Regions from separate parts of the Homo sapiens genome. Here region 2 is linked to region 1. The links are chromatin loops, found by intact Hi-C in ENCODE. Cell type or tissue: sigmoid colon. All regions are shown on one strand.

What was found. Peaks named below come from ENCODE experiments on the same cell type or tissue, not always from the same donor. Only the 100,000 strongest peaks of a DNase experiment are listed, where the experiment ranks them.
Region 2: it touches region 1 in a loop (2.3-fold over the local background); 2 of 110 quality-filtered maps call a loop at or near these places.

The regions. Positions count from the first base shown.
Region 1 is chr1:41,376,417-41,384,416 of GRCh38, reverse strand. FOXO6 (forkhead box O6) reads right to left here. Exons shown (of 3, transcript NM_001291281.3): 2 at 2,209-2,801; 3 at 827-2,207. The coding sequence ends at 1,736. Among named protein-coding and RNA genes, the nearest start is that of FOXO6-AS1, 4.7 kb to the right of the region's middle. RefSeq lists a silencer at 2,131-2,180. In sigmoid colon, no CTCF peak of the experiment used is centred here; DNase peaks (open chromatin) are centred at 1,079, 1,606, 2,086, 3,216 and 4 weaker places; H3K4me3 peaks cover 3,062 bases; H3K27ac peaks cover 785 bases.
Region 2 is chr1:41,491,926-41,499,925 of GRCh38, reverse strand. No RefSeq gene overlaps it. Among named protein-coding and RNA genes, the nearest start is that of EDN2, 11 kb to the right of the region's middle. RefSeq lists silencers at 3,320-3,369, 3,510-3,699 and enhancers at 3,223-3,771, 5,365-5,895. In sigmoid colon, CTCF peaks have their summits at 3,559 and 7,474 (motif pointing left); DNase peaks (open chromatin) are centred at 929, 2,736, 3,535 and 4,151; H3K4me3 peaks cover 1,188 bases; H3K27ac peaks cover 789 bases.

The DNA.
Region 1 (8,000 bases):
ATCATTCATTCCCACGACAGCCCCCAGCTCCTCCTCCGATCAGCACAGCTTTGATCTATAATCGCCTATTTGCTGGCCTGTTCTCCCCAGGAGCCTCTAAGTTCCTTAAGAGTAGAGACTGTGTCCGTGTGGCTCTAGGGCAGCCCCAATGCTTGGTATAAGAACTTAACAGGTGCTCACCGAATCTTCCTGGAATGAACGAGTGCAGGACCTGCGCTGAACACTTTCCATACCTTTCCTCATGCCTGACAGAAGTTCATGAGATGGATGCTACTATTCCATGGTGTAGTCCAGGAAGACAAGGCTTCAGAGGCTGAAAATTTGCCCGAGGTCACACAGCTGGCAAACTGTAGAAAATGGATTCCAACAGCAGTCTGTGCACCTCAAAGGGATCTCTTTTCACCATCTCTACCCTCCTTCCCAAGTCATTTTCTCTCTCTGACCTTGTTTTCTCATCTGTACAATGGGAACAAAAATCGTGCCCAACACAGAGCCTGGCACTAAAGGTTCTCAGTAAATATTTGTGCATCCTCTCCCAATCTCTGAGGCTTATTTAGGACGCATTTTCCTGGGCCAAAACTTCGTGCATGCACATGTTCACAGAAACAGGTGCAGAGCTCGACGAAGCACATCTTCAGCACGGGGGACTCAGTAGGCGCTTAACCAATATGTGCCGGGCAGAGGAGCATTAGTTTAGCAAAGGCTGACGAGTACCCAGACAAAAAGCCACAATAGTGACTCAGGCACATGAACCCTCCCCCTGCCCCAAGTTCCCTGTCAATTATCCTCCGCCACCACTCCCCTTCCTCTAGCCCAAGGCGCGGGAAATATTTAAAACAATTTTATTCATGAAAATATGCTGTACAATGCACTCTACACAGCCTCGACACGGCACACACGCACACGCACACTCTGACGGCACGGCCACGGTACACTGCCTACGATACGCGCCGGGGACGCCGCGCCCACCGCCCGTCCCGGCCGGACACTTATAAATATGGGAGAAGGGCCAGAACTGGCGCGGAGAAAGGGGCGTCGGGGTTGGGGGTGGACGGGGCTGAGGCCCGCTGCAGAAGCTGAGACCAGTACTAGGGGGTGGGGGCGGTTGAAGAGAGGGACTGACTCCGACGGGGGAGGGGAGAAGCGAGGGCCGGCAGGGATGGGAGGGGGAGACTGAACTGTGGGGGTGGCGGTCGTCGGAGGGCGATTTGGGGGTGGAGGGCTGCTCAGGGTGGATGGATATAGGTAGGTGTGAGTTTTCCGCAGAGGGTTGCTGGCTTCGGGTGGGTGAGACTAAGACCAGTGGGAAAGTGTGTCAAGTGGGAATCAGATCCGTGTTTGGGGTGGGCGCGGGGTCACGGCTAGGCCTCCGCAAATGAAACTGAAGATTTGTAAACGCTCCCTGGCCCATCTCCTAGTTGGCTTCCCCGACCACCGTCCACACCAGGCGGCCCACCCCGCTCCTCCCTACTCCCAGCCAGCCTGGAATTCAGCCTCCTCTCCCAGGCTTCCTGCCCAGGAGAAGGGGGTGGATCTCAGGAGTGTGGGCAGGAGCAGTGGGGTGCCCCGGCCCCTCCCTCCCCTTCCCCGGCGGCCGGCCTCCGAGAGGGGTCCCTAGCTGGGCTGGGGCCGCCTCCTGGGGAGCTAGAGTCGGGGGCAGGGACCCGGGAATCAGGATGGGAAGACAGAGGCCCCCTGGGGACGGGACGGGGCGCCCGGAGGCGGGAGGCGGCCCTCAGCCCGGCACCCAGCTCTGGTTGGGGGGCGGGGCCCCGGCCAGGCCCGGCGGCGGCGGAGGCAGGGCCGAATCGAAGTTGAAGTCCATTTCGTCGCTGTCCATGAAGTCGTTGAGGATGATGGACTCCACGTCGCACTCGAGGCTCCCGCTGAACATGTCGAGGTCCAGGTCGGCCGGGAAGCGGTCGGGCGCGGCGCCCAGCGGCCCGGCGGCGGCGGCAGCGTAGGGCCCCGGCAGAGCGTCCAGCAGGAGGCCGCCGGGCGGGCCCCCGAAGGCGGCGGCGTGGCCCGGCGGTGCCAGGCCCGCGGCGCCCGCCTCGCCGGGCAGCGTCATAAGGCTGATGGGGTGGGCTAAGGCACTGCGCGAGGGCGCGGGCGGCGCGTACGGGGCCGCCCCTTTGCCGGGGTAGGCGGCGGCTGCGCCCGCCAGCGCCAGCTCCCCCGGCGCACCCAGCACCGGGCCGGGCCTGGGCGCGGGCCCGCGGCCCGTACGCGTCCTGCGCGCCGTCCAGCAGGCCCTCGGGCAGCCCCGCGCCGCCGCCGCCGTGCAGGCCCAGCGGGCCTCCCAGCTCGGCCAGGCGGGGCAGCTCACCCGGACAGCGCGAGCCCAGCGCCGGCGACAGCGCGCTGGCGGGGCTTGGGTACATGAGCGGCGATGATGGCGCCAGGGCCTCCAGGGCCTCGTCGTCCTCCAGCTCGGCCGCCTCCCCGAGCAGGGGTCTCCCGCCGCCGCGGAAGTCGGCCCAAGCCTCGTAGTCGTCGCTGGCGTGCGAGGCGGGGCTGGCGGCCCACTTGGCTGCGGCAGGCACCGGCCCCGGGGCGGGCGCACTCGGGGAGCTGTCGTCCGGGCTTCGCTCGGGCGCCTGCAGCTGCTTCTTCTTGCTCGCCTTGCCCTTGATGCGCAGGAACTTGGCCCCGTTGTCCATGGACACGGCCCTGCGCCGCGGGGTCTTCCCTGTCTTTCCGCCCTCGGGGTTCAGCATCCACCACGAACTCTTGCCGGTGCCCTCGTTCTGCACGCGGATGAAACGGGTGTGCAGCGACAGGTTGTGCCGGATGGAGTTCTGTGGCCAGAGACAAGGACGCGGGTGGGAGTCGGGGGGTGAGGAGGCCATGGGGAGAGAGGGGACGTGATGGAAAGAAGAGGGGGAGGATAAGAGAGTGTAGGAGGAGGAGGGAGATAGGGATGAGGATGAGGTAAGGGGGTTGGGAGAGGGAGGGGACAGGTGTAAGTACCGGGTTGGACAAACCCAGAGTACCCACCCTCTGCCCCAGAACTGCACCCCCCATCCCTCCCCACTCCCACACAGAGACTGCCCAGAGGGTGAGGCCACAGCTTTGGGCCTAGCCTTTCCCTGGGGGCATGGCCAACCCTGTGGGCTACTCTGAGCCTGCGGGGGGCCTGCAGCAGGGAGCAGGACCCCGTCTCCCCAGCTCAGCCAAGCCCCACGCGGGGCTAACCAGGCTGCCAGGGCCCCCAGCAGATTACGTAAGGGCTTATGCCGCCGCGGCTCATTTGTCCGCCCCCCTCCCTCTCCAGCCTGGCGTGGCGCCAGGAGCCCGAAAACCCAGGGCTCCAGAAATCAATCTCGCGGTGACTGATTAAGCCCTGTTTAGAACTAATTGCTCTTTCGTGTGTGGGGAGAATAAATTACCTGCTTTAATTTCGTGTCTTTAAAATGCAACTGCAGGTAGAGAAGACTGTTAACCCTTTGCTGGGAGGGCCTGGCCAGGGGAAACAGAGTAGGCTGGGGTCCCCAAGGTGGGTCCAGGCCTGAGACTTTTCGGAGGTATCACCCCAACTCCTCTTAGCTGCTGTGAACTCCACAGAGGGTTTGGATTCCAGCAGGCCCCTCAAAAGACATCCTTTTGCCACAGAGACCTCAGCCTTCACCCTCTTCAGTGCCCACCTTCAGGCCAGCCCAGCTCTCCTGCCTGCCCTTTGGGCTGCACCCTGCCCTCCTCTCCTGACCCACCTGCCTGCCCTCCAAGCCCCTTGCTGTTGGAGCCTTCTCAAAATCCCCACAGTGTGTGGCAAAGTCCCCATTCACACGCCAGAAGACCTAGGCTCAGAGAGAGGAATGGCTTGCCCAAGGTGGCCTTTTCTGCTGTCCCTCGGTTCCTCCCTGGGCTTCACCTCTGCCATCTCTCCATACATCCTCTTTTTAATTCTGCTGTGCCAGTCTCCAGTGCTCCCCATGTCACTGCCTGCTTTTGCCAGGCCTGTTCTGAGGACAGAGGAAGGCAGGAAGTCCACTGGCCCCACTGGAATCTGGAGTAGAACTTCTGCTGGGCCTGCGGCACCCCACCTCTGGGGCCTCCCACCTGGTGGCCTCAACTTCCTGGTCCAGGTACTGCTATGGAAACAGCAGGGGCTTGGGTATCAGAGGGTGGGACAGGATGCCTGGCTCTTTGGCTGCCTAGCTATGTGACCATGGGGTGTTTACTCAGTTTCTTGTGAGCCTCAGTGAACTACTCTGAAAAAGTGGGCTACATTCAGTAACTACCTCTTAAGGCTGTAAGATCATTACATGTGCATGAATAAGTATTTGCACACCAGGTGCTTATAAACGTTGGTTATATCCTCACTCTGGCCAGAAGCTCTCACCCCTTCGGTCCCCCAACAGACCTGCTGTTTCCATCTCTTTAACATCATGCCTTGTGTGCAACTGTGCTGGGCACCAACAACTCTGGGAAGCTGGCATTCTCCAATTTCATACACTAGGGACCGGAGGCCCAGAGGCATGATGTAACTTCCCGTGGCCCCACAGCTAGGCAACGATGCCCGGTACCACTCCAGCTCTGCCCAGCTCATGGACCTGCTCTTAACCTGTGAATCCACCCAGCCACACTCACAGCCACTGCTCTGTGAGGCTCTCCCTCCTGCCTCCTTCCCACCAGTCTCCTGGAGGAGGGGTCCTTCCTGCTGCCCAGGGTACCCTCCCACCCCTCACCCCCAGCTCCAGGCACTGATCTGACTCCTCAGGGCCCCAGGCTCCCTGTCTCTGGCACTTTCTGGCCTTTGAAGGCAACAGCTGGGACTTGCCAGCCTTGCCCTGCCTGGTTCTCTGGAGACCCTGAGGGGAGGGGAGCTGGGCCCCCAGGGAGCAGTGCTCCCTCAAGTAGATACCCCCTTCCTGTTCCCACCCCTGCACCTGGCTCCCCAGCCCCTCCCCAACACCTGTGTTCAGCCTCCTAGGAGGCCTCAGTTCTCCTCCCCCATAGGACTGTCTGGCTTACAAGAGGCTCCACCTCCCACCTCCCCATTTCTCCAGCTGGAGGTCACTCAGGCAACACCTCTTTATCAATGTCATTATGTCCTGGAGGAAGGACAGTACCAGGTACCAGCACCTAGCAAGCGCTTGCCCATTCAGCCCTGGGCACTCTAAGTACTTTATCAAATGTAATCATTAGATGAACTCCACACAAGTCAGGGATTGTGATCCCTATCTCATAACCGGAGAGTGAGGCTCAGAGATGTTAAGTGAGTTACCAGGGTCACACAGCTTAAGTGCTGTGCCATGTATTGATTTCAGGTTGGTGTTTTGTTTTGTTTTGTTTTGTTTTGTTTTGTTTTGTTGAGACAGGGTTTCACTCTAGCCCAGACTGGAGTACAGTGGCACGATCTCAGCTCACTGCAACCTCCGCCTCCCAGGCTCAAGTGATTCTCCTGCCTCAGCCTCCCAAGTAGCTGGAATTACAGGTGCGTGCCACTGCCACCCAGCTAATTTTTGTATTTTTAGTAGAGATGGGGTTTCACCACGTTGACCAGACTGGTCTTGAACTCCTGACCTCAGATGATCCACCCGCCTCGGCCTCCCAAAGTGCTGGGATTACAGGTTGGTCTTATTCTAAGTCTAAAGGATATCACATTCTGCCATGGAAGACAGAAACAGGTCTGAGAATCCCAAAGAATCTTAGGAAGCCAGTATTCCAGTGCTCCTCAAACTTTCCATGTAAACCATCCCTAGAAGCTGGCAGCAGGGGAAGTCTGGGGGCATGTTGCACAGGTCAAAATTTCCTGCAAGTCTAAGCTTCCTTTTTAGACTTCAAGGAAATTTTGCATAGACTTCATAATCCACCCACATTTTCTTTATACACATTATTCACATGTTTTAGAATTACCGCCAAGACAAGCTCCAGGCCTCTGAAGGTTTGCATCCTTCCCTGCTCTGTCCCATATCCAGCCAGGTACCCCTGGAGCTCAGGCCTCAGCCTGAAACCATGGCTGGCCCAACCCATGGGGAAGAAAGGACTTGCCCAAGGCTGTCCGAGACCTGGTGGCAGAGCAGGGATGTGAGCCCAGGCCTCCCGACCCCCAGCCCCGTGTTCCTCCCACTCTACCAAGCCTGACCTAGATGAAGTTTCTCCTTCTTTGGGGGCCTCAGTGTCCTGAACTATAAACTAAGGAGATGGGCAAGTTGTACTCTGGGAACCTTTTCAGTTTGACAATGAAAATCCTTAGAATCATTCAGTCCAGAGGTTTTCAAACATTTTTCTTAAATAGGGGAACTCTTTCTGTAAATGAGATTTAGTGCAAAACTTAAGCGTTACACACTCAAGCCAATGGTGGTGGGGACAGGAGTACCTGGATCCCTGTGCACTCAGCACCCTTTTTCACAGAAAATGAAGCTCCTGGGGAGGATTCTGCAGGCCAGATGGATGGGGTCTTTGAGGCACAGAGGGATGCCATGCCTTGCTCAGGGTCAGACAAGGTGGCTCAGAGCTGAGCGATGACCTAGGCCTCTGACTGCTGAGCTGGGCTCTGAACCAGGTATGCTCCAGGGCTGTGCCCCATGAGAGAAGCTCAGGCCCTGCAGCCCAGTCTGGCTCCTCAGGGCCCAGCCACCTGGTACCAATCAGAGCTCCCTGCCAGATCCAGTGGCAAGCACTGATCACAGCTCTGGCTCACACCACAAGGCCTCCTGGGAGGCCAGAGGCCATGGAGGAGGTGAAAGAGGCAGAGGAGGGAGATGCCTCTGCCAGGCAGCAGTAACCAGGGCTCCCTCTTAGAGTCGCCTAGCAACCCACCACCACAGCCACAGCCCTGGCATGCCCGGGCTCCCCAGGTGCCCAGAGCTGGGCCCAGCTTCTGGGGCCTCATGCCTCCCACACCTACATCCAGACCTGGAGCATGTTGCTAGGGGAGTCAGGACATACCTGATTCAGGGCCCGAGGGAGACCATCTGGGGGCAGAGGGAAAGGACAGTGGGTTATATCTCATGCCTACCCCGTTCTCCTTCAGAACCTGGGCCAGGGAGCCCAGCCCCCAGGGATTCCCCCACCAGGGAGGAGGCTAGAGTAGGGCAAAGTACATCAGCTGTAGCGTTCGAACTGGATTCCCCGTTTCAGCCCCATCACCTGTGAGTGCTATGACCCTGGGGCAAGATGTTTTCAAGCTCCATTCCTCAAATGGCTCCCTGCTCCCTCCCTCACCTCCTTATAGCACTCCACGCAGCAGCCAGAGTGACCCTTCAAATAACCGAGATCACGTCCATTCCTGCCCAGATCCCTCCGACACCCTCCATCTCACTCACAGTGAGGAACAAAGGCCTTGCCATGGCCCACAAGACCCACAGTGACCATGCAGGTACCCCGCTCCATCCCTCCCTCCCATCCTCAAACCTGCCAGGCATGGTCCCGCCTGCCCCCAGATATCCACAGAGATCGCTCCTCTCCTTCCAGTCTTTGTTCAGATGCCATCTCTTGGAACGGGGCCCATCCTGACCTCTCTTAAAAACTGTTCCTCTTCCCTGGAATTTCTTGGCCCCCTGATCCTGCTCTATGTTTTTCTAAAGCATTTTCACATTCTAAATTAATACATTATTTATCCTATCTTTATATTAGAATATAAGTTTCATGAGGGCAGTGATTTTTATCCTTTTTAAAACTGTACCTCATGTGTTTGGTACATACTAGACACTTAAATGTTTGTCAAATGAATGAATGGATGAATGAATAAGAGAAAGTGTGTATGTGCAAGGAGGAGTAATACTGTGTTGTAGGGAGATTAAATAAGACTGGGCAGAGTGGCTGACACATAATAGGGGCTTTTCCAAACTGGGCAGAAAGAAGACACAGGCAGGATGAGAAGCAGGCAGTGGGGTGAGAATGTCCGAAGCAGTCTGACCCACTGAGGGGTGCCAGGGAGAGGAGTAGGGCATCCATTGGGGGTGAAGGAGAGGTCCCACGGTGCACAATGCAGCTGCCTGCCCTCCCCAGCCCCCCACCCTGCTCCCCAGAGAGACTTGGATAACCCAGGG
Region 2 (8,000 bases), 120 kb before region 1:
GTTTATTAGAATAGTAACCAGCTGTAGCAGCTGGGGTCCAGGGTGCACGTAGCCTGGGTAGGCCACTCAGAGGCTCTCATCTTCCAAAGGACCTGCTGGGCCCTGGGCTACACAGTGGACAGGTCTCTGCTGTTCTCAGGCCCTGGCAGCAGCTCCTCTGCCTCCCTTCCCTGACTGACAGCTTCTAGAGTCAGGTAGACACACAGTTGGCAGGGGCTCCACCACTTACAGGCTGTGTGACCTTGGGCAAGTGACTGGTCCCTCTTTGAGCCTCAAATAGCCATAACCCTAACCCTAACTTCAAACAGAGAGGCTCAGAGAGGGCCATTTCTCCCGCATTTATCCCTCCAGGGATTGGTATGAGAGTAAATAGGGGAATATGTGGGAAGCTTCCAGCTCTGCTGGGCAAATGGGTTCTCTGCGTTTGATTTCATCCTGACCCCCTTCTTTCAATTCCTCCAACTTCCTCCTGTGGCTGTGAGCTTGACCTGAGAAGGGCCACACCTGGGTACATGACCCTCACATATGCAAGGGCCCTCAGGTATGGGAAACATGCGTGCCTCACCATCATGCATGAGTGCAGGTCCCCACTCACAGGCCCGTGGGGCCCCCAGGAGCTTGTATGTTTCCTCCCACATAGGCCTCCACTGCATGGCACTCATGTGTATCCACACAGCTGTCTGTGTCCACTCTGTGCATACCTGCCAATGCATGCACAGACCTATGCACACACGGACACACGGGCACAGCCATGCACAAGCATGGAGAAGCAGGTGCCTGAAGCTATGTCCCTGCACATCCTGGCCAGCACACACGCTTCCACTCTCAGGGGGCGTCCTAGCCAGGCCTGGCCCCAAGGTGGCCGTCCTCATGGCACAGGAATGCAGACAGCTGGGGATGCTCTGCCAGCGGACGTGATAGAAAGGCCAAGGGGAAACCACACGGGCAGAAACCCAAGCAGGCGTGCCAGGCCAAGGCGGGGCCCGTGAGTGCCAGGAATTGTGTAGTTGCAGGGGGTGGGGCACGTGCAGATACTTGCTTGCTCCAGTCTCTCCTGTCACCCTGTGTCCTCAGAGTCTCTGAGACTTGGAGGTCAAAAGGGCTCAGAGACCATTCTGTACCGGGGGCAGAGGCCAGGTTCTACCTCCCCAGCCATGCTATGTGGCAGGGCTCTGCCGCTCTCTAGGCTACAGTGCGAGATGTTAGGGGCCACACCGAGCAGTCTTCCTTGCTGGGAAATCAGAAGAATCTATGACCACAGAGATTTACAGGAGGAGGACTGGTGTCACTGACTCCAGTCAAGAGAGATGGTAAAGATGATGTGGAAGTCACTATAACACTCCAGGTGCAGGCTTGCGGGGACTCACGCTGACTCATCACTGTGTTCTAAGATGTTTGCATCTACTGACTCCCTGGATGCTCACAAAGGGGAGCTGGCCCCCCAATTATGGATGCAGAATCTGAGGTGCAGAGAAGTGTTGTCCCAGAGCTGGCTGACTTCAGAGCCCAGCAGCTAACCACTGTGCTGTGTGGTCTCTGCCTCCATGCACATTTCACACCCTGGCAGAGAGGTTTGCAAATGAGGCCTCGGTATTGCTGGCAGAATGAAAGACACTCTCCCAAATGCAGGGACCTCTGGCCCCAGACAGGAGAGCAGCCTCCCCATCCCCTACAGCATCAACCTTGCCCAAGGTGCAGCCATGCTATCTATGGGTAAGACCACCACACAGGGAGGAGTCAGGCAGAGCCAATGGTTACGGGGAGGGAGGGGCGGGGGGGCTTCAGCCTCTTCTACCAGTGCCAGTCACAGGGGGCCAGCTGAGGCTGGGTGGAGACCAGGTCAGGGTACCAAGAGAGGACAGACATGAAGGTATGAACAAGGCCATGAAAGATAGGACCTGGTGTAAAGACAGGTCATCCTCTTTAGAGGACATCCATGTCCCCCATATAGAACATGTGGCCTAAGAGGGACAGAAGCCAGAGAGTTCCAGAATACACTGAGTCCCAGGGGCTGGCAAGGACCCCAGTGAGGACCTGCTCAATTGCGGAGTCCCTGAGGCCAAGGGTGACAAAGGTGGCTTCCTGCAAAGGGCCCCCAGGCCAGCTGGGACCCCCATGCTCCAGCCCTGTTTGCTGGGCAGAACTGTGGGCTGCTATGCCCTGGTGTTAGGGATCTTGCAGATGAGGGGGAAGGAAGACAGCATTAAAAAATTCCATCCAATCGCTTGAGCCCAAGAGTTAGAGGCTGCGTGATTCATGATAGCACCACTGCACTTCAGCAGCCTGGGTGACAGAGCGAGACCCAGTCTCTAAAAAAAAAAAAAAAAAAAAAAAAAAATCCCATTCCGAGGAACCTCCCGTCCTAAGCTCAGACTTGGCCATTTAGTCGCTGCCCCCCACCAGGGATGGGGAAGCTAAAATGGAATTCCTCCTGTGAAGATAGAGCAGTCACAGGAGTACCCAAAAGGCAAGTGGTGCCCAAGGCCACACAGGGCAGGAGGGACCCCGACTCCAGCAGCTTCCGCACCCTCTCAGAGCAGCCCGCAGTGGAGCCTCAAGACTCCCCACTCCCTCTGCCAGGGCTGACGGTCGGCAGCGTCCAGCAGCTGTGGGAGCCACCCCGCCATTCCCCAGGAGAAGGGTCTTCACCCATCCAGGAGAAGGGGTGCCCAGTCAAACTGCCCTGGGGCTCTAACTGCCCTGCCAGTCCTCCCGTGGCTGGGGGCAGATGACGTCACCCCCTCTGCACCTGCATTTCCACAGCAGCAATGCCCAGCACTCAGCGTTACCGGTCAGATCCAGACATAGCCTGGCACCCGCAAAAGGCCCTCTGCGTGGCCATCTGGAGTTTGCCAAGACTTCTCAAGGTGGTTACACTCCTTTCCAAAGCACTTTTGGGCTGGAGACCTCGTTACACAGCCCAGGACTCTGGGGAAGAGCAAGACTGCCAGGGTCATCCCATTTCCCACTGGACAGGCCCAGGCCCAGAGAGGGGAGTGGCTTCAGGGAAACACCCCGCAAGCTGGAGGCAGGACTTGGGGGACCCAGCCCCCGCTTCCTTCCCACACCAGCCTCCATGTGGAGAAGGGGTGACGGGCCCCACACGGCCTCCCCAGGGCAGCGTCAGGTCTTGCTGTGGCCGCTCGAGGTCTCCGTGCCTCCCACCAGTCTTTCTGGGGCAGCTCCCCCCCTCCTCCTGGGCAGCCCTCCCCGCAGTTGCTGATTCTTTGCGAGCCACCCAGGGGCTTGGGCGGCCAGGACCACTCAGACCAGACCCCCCCGGCCCGAGGCTTAGGGAGGGTGCCGGAGCTCCCCGGGGACTGCTGGAGTCCGGGCTGGGCTTTCAGGGCCCCCGCAGGGGTCCGGGCCCCAGGGGAAGGCGAGGCGCGGGTGGCCCTGCGGTTCGGAGGTGGGGTTGGGGGCGCACGTGGCCGTACTGCCCGTGCGGTCGTGTCAGGCCCCGCCGCGCCCCGGTCCCAGCACGTTCGTCCGCCGCGCAGGGAACAAAGCGTCCTGCGCATTCCTGCGCGCTGACTCATGGCCGGCACGTAGCGCGCCGCCGCCCCTGCTTTGCCCAAAATTGGTCGGGAGGCGAGGGCGGGCCGAGCGCCGCCGCCTGCAGGTCCGCCGCGGCTGCTCGCGCTCGGGCCCCCAGCCCGAGGATTTCCCAAACACGTCGGAGAGGGAGAGGCAGCTGCAGGAACCGCCCGGCCGTGGGGCCCGTGGCGGGGGGCGAATCCCTGCCGGGGGGCCCCTCTTCTCTTTCAGCCTCATTTTCTCCATCTGCCGAGGGGGCATTTGCCAGGCACGGCTGTAAGGACTTGGTATGAGTTATCTCACCTAAGTCGCACACCTACCCCGAGGAAGGTGCTATTAGCATCACCATTTTAGATGTGGAAACTGAGGCACAAGGCGGTTCCAGGCAGGGAATGAGACATGGACACTGACTTGCTTGAGGTGAGGTGCTAGTCAGCTGCAGAGCAAGGATTTGAACCCGGGCTGTAAGGTTTCAGAATCTACATGTGTCCCCTCAAGTGAGCTGCGCAGCCTGTGGCCCGCAGGGTTCCAGGCTCCCTGCCCTTTGGTGGTTGAGACTGGTCCGTGGGGCTCCGGGATGCGTCCCTTTCTAAGCCTCCATTCTCTTACCCATCAAGTAGGTGCCGGCAGAAGGGGGCCCCCCAGGGGTTGTTGGGAAAATCACAAGTGAGGATCCAAGTATTACTGTCTGGTGGAAGGAAGAGGGAAAGGGTTTAACAAACCTGCGTCCCCAGCACCCTCCGGTGATACGGGCAACACCAAAGTATAGAGAAGGGCGAGCTAAGCCCCGCCGGGCAGGGCCATACTGGGATGGGCCTCCTTAGGGCAGCCAGGCGACTTCCGAGCTGTGAGCTGCCTGTCCCCCACAGGGTAAGCACTTGTCAGAGCTGGAAAATGAGGTAGTGGGAGGGGCCCTGCCCAGGATGTCTCTGCCAGCCTTTCCCCTTTCGCCCTTGCAGCCTGGTTTCAGAGACCGTGGAGTTCTTTGGAGCTGTGGGGTGCTGGGCTCATCAGAGGTCCTCTGACCCTGAGTTTGCAGGAATGAGGCAGCCAGCAGATGGCCTTGTTCTCAGATGCCAAGACAGACTGGGCTGTGGCGTCACCCACCTGGGGCCCTTCTGAGAGTCCAAAGGAACCCACCCCACGCCCACTGGCTGGAGACCACCTGGCCTAGGCCTCAACAGAACAGATGCAAGGCCACTGCCCCCACCCTCACCTTTTCCTCTGACTCCACTTTGAACTCAGGAAAAGGTCAGGTCCTCCGCTTGGTATTCAAGATCCTTGTGGTCTGGCCTCAACCTCCTCTCTTACCACGGAATCCCTCAGGCTGTTCACTCCCTATCCTGGGGTACTTCATGCCCTTTCAGGCCTACCGGCCTTTGCCTGGGCCATCCCTCTACCAGGAATGCGCGCTCCACCTCCACAGCCTCGCTCAAAGTCTCTTTGGCTAGAATGCCCTCCCGAGTCTCCAGGCAGAGGCATCCCTCATTCCTCCGGGGTTCTGCAGGTCCATATTTGTCCCTCCCTTTTGGCCAACAAAGAGCCAAGCACGGAAAGGCCCTACACACTCCCAGCTCCCTCTCCCAGGCAAATAGTGATGCCTTTGGGGTACCTTTCCCCAAATCCCAGCTGGGCCAGAGATCCACAGCCCCAGCCCTGGGCCTGACACAGAGTGGGCTTGGCATGTTTGCTGCATGATGGCAGAAAGCATAGCCGTGGAGCTGAAGACCCTTCTTCTTTACCCCTGGCTGTGTGACCTTGGGCGGCTTATGCAGCCTCTCTGAAGCTCACTCCCAGGCCCTGCCCTCTTCCTAGGGCTGTTTGGAGGACCAGATGAATGAAGGCAAGAAGAGTGCTTGGCACGTGGGCACAGCTCCCCACACAGCTGTCATTCTCACCGGGTCATTATTACAGACCTCCCTTGTGCCTGAGGCCTGGGTTCCAAGGCTGGGTGGCAGGCAATGAACTCAGAAGCATCCACAGCCCCTCGCTGACGCAGGCCGAGGAGGTACCAGGAGAAGCGGTTGCCTTATGGTTATGGGTCAGCCAGGCTCTGGCCCTCCACTCCCCACCCCCAGGTTCCACCCATATCTGAGGCCACGAGGCCTTCCCAGCCCACTCAGGCCCTCTTATCTGGGGAGATAAAGGCCCCCTCCCCTTAGGTGGTGGACATCAGCTGGCTGTTGTGTGACCTTGGACACCCTCAGCCTCTCTGGATCAGCCTTGGGGAGTGCCGGGTGGGGGGCAAGCGGTTGACTCCCAAGGCTCCCAGGCTTAACTTCCAAGTGGCATGGCCGGGGCTCACCCACTGCATCTGGGCCCCAGAGGAATGGCTCTGGCTCTGGCTCTCTTCGCCCCCGCCCCACCCCCACCATATCTGGTACACAGGGTTGGTGGGAACTCTCAGGAACCCTGCGACATCATCCCCTATCTCCTATTGAGAGTCTGAGGCTATTATTTTTATTTGATACATTGGGAAACTGAGGCCCGGTGATTGGAAGGCTCTCACCCAAGGCCACACAGGCAGTGGCCAGGACACTGGGGTGTGGCACTGGGCCAGGGTGGTCGAGGTCAGTCTGCTACAGCCCCCCATTCTCTGGTGGGCTCCTGGCTGGTGATGGCCATCCCCTCTTCCACCTGCCTCTCCCAAGCTTCAGCTATGTGCCAGGGCTTGGACAAGACCATCAGCTTCTGAGATGCTCACATGAACCCATGGGACAGAGTGGAAGCCAAAGCTCAAGGAGCTGTGATTGCTGCCCAGGGCACACATCCTAAGGGGCAGAGTGAGATTCTGTCCCTTTTTCCCCACTCTGCCTCCTATACCAGCTGCCTCCCCAATCTGGCAGGGTTTAGGGGCTCCAGCAACAGAGGCCTTAGAAAGCCTAAAGGGAGACCCTCTGGTCTCACAGATACCCCCTGGCTATGGACAACCAAGGAGGGGGTGTGCCTGTTCTGCCAGGTTGGGCCCACCAGGCCCACCTGGGCCCACAGCCCCTTGACAGGCCCAGATGAAGGTGTGAGATCATTGGGCCACCCCAGCTCCCTGTCTGACCTCACTGCCATGACTCAGCCCTGCCTCACCCAAACCTCCTCCTCCTAGGGGACCCCAGGATTGGTGTGACCAGGCAAGTACTGTCTCCACTGTGTGCCTTCCCCGCTCAGGGCCTCCCACCCTGAGTCATTGCTCACCTCACCACCCAGCACACTGCGTTAACGGCCGGCTCCTCCTGGCAAGCTCCCAGAGATCGTGCTCCTAGAGGCTGGGACCAGGCTGAGGGATGGAGGAACTTCTCCTGCTGCCCCTAGACTCAGGCCCTGAGGTCGATCCCCAGGACCTGTTCTGGGGGACTCTTTGGTTCTGACAAGAAAATCCAAATTGAGGTTTCGTGCTGAGGCCAAGAACTCAGGCTGACCTAGGTTCAGATCCCAGCTCCTTTCTTGCTAGATGGACAAGATACCTCAGTTTACCCATCTGAAAACTAAAGGTAATAATAAGCTGCATCCTATGAAAATTCTACCTGGGATCATATGTGCTGGGATAGTGGATAAGAATGCAGGCCATGTAGCAGGGAGATCTAGACTCAAATGACCTTGAGCAAGCCACTTCACCTCCTGAGTCTCCTCACTTCCTCAGGCTCCTCATCTATAAAATGGGAATAATACTAAGTGCCTTCCCACTGGGATGATTAATTGTGATGATATGTATTATATAGTGGGTTTTGTAAGTGTTGGCACACTGGAAAGTTCAGTAAACAGTAGCTATGATGAATTCTTATGATTCACATAGATTCTTATGATAGCACACAGTAGGCCAGGTTGGTTTCAGTGCACGATGGGGAGGTGGCGAGTAGATGGCCGGCCTCTCCTGTTGCTGATGGAGTAGCATCAGGGAAGGGCTTCTGGGGTTCTGTCCCTCTGGAGCGCCCTCTGCAGGCCGAGCACTAAACTTACCCAGGTAGGTGCAAAGGCTCTAAGAAGTCTGTCTGGGCTGCTGCTGACTTCACGCTTTAGTCCCCAAGTCACCACCAGGGCCACGTCACTTCATGGAGGACAGAGCTGATGCTCAGACAGGAGAAGGGGCTTGCCAGCAGCCACCCAGCCAGAAGCCAAGCCCAAGCCTGCAACTCCATGTCCCCCTCTTCCCAGCCTGGGAGCTGCCTGCCTGGAGCCAGGACACCCTCACTTCCCAGTCTCAAGAAGGCCCTCTAGGAGTCTCAGAGCTCATCTGTCCACTGAAGATGCTTGGACAGAGTTAGGAATGCTTCCTGGGAGAGGTAACATTTGAGACGGGCCTGGAAGAATGGTCAGAGTAAACCAAGTAAGTAGGAATGGAAAGAGGATGGGAGGCCCCAGCTTGCCCAGAGGCATAAGGTGAGGAAGTCCGCTATGCATTCAGAGTGTGGCCCACCCTGGGGTCTGGTGGACTAAAGTCTTGGACACCCAGATCAGCCTTAGTGGGATGA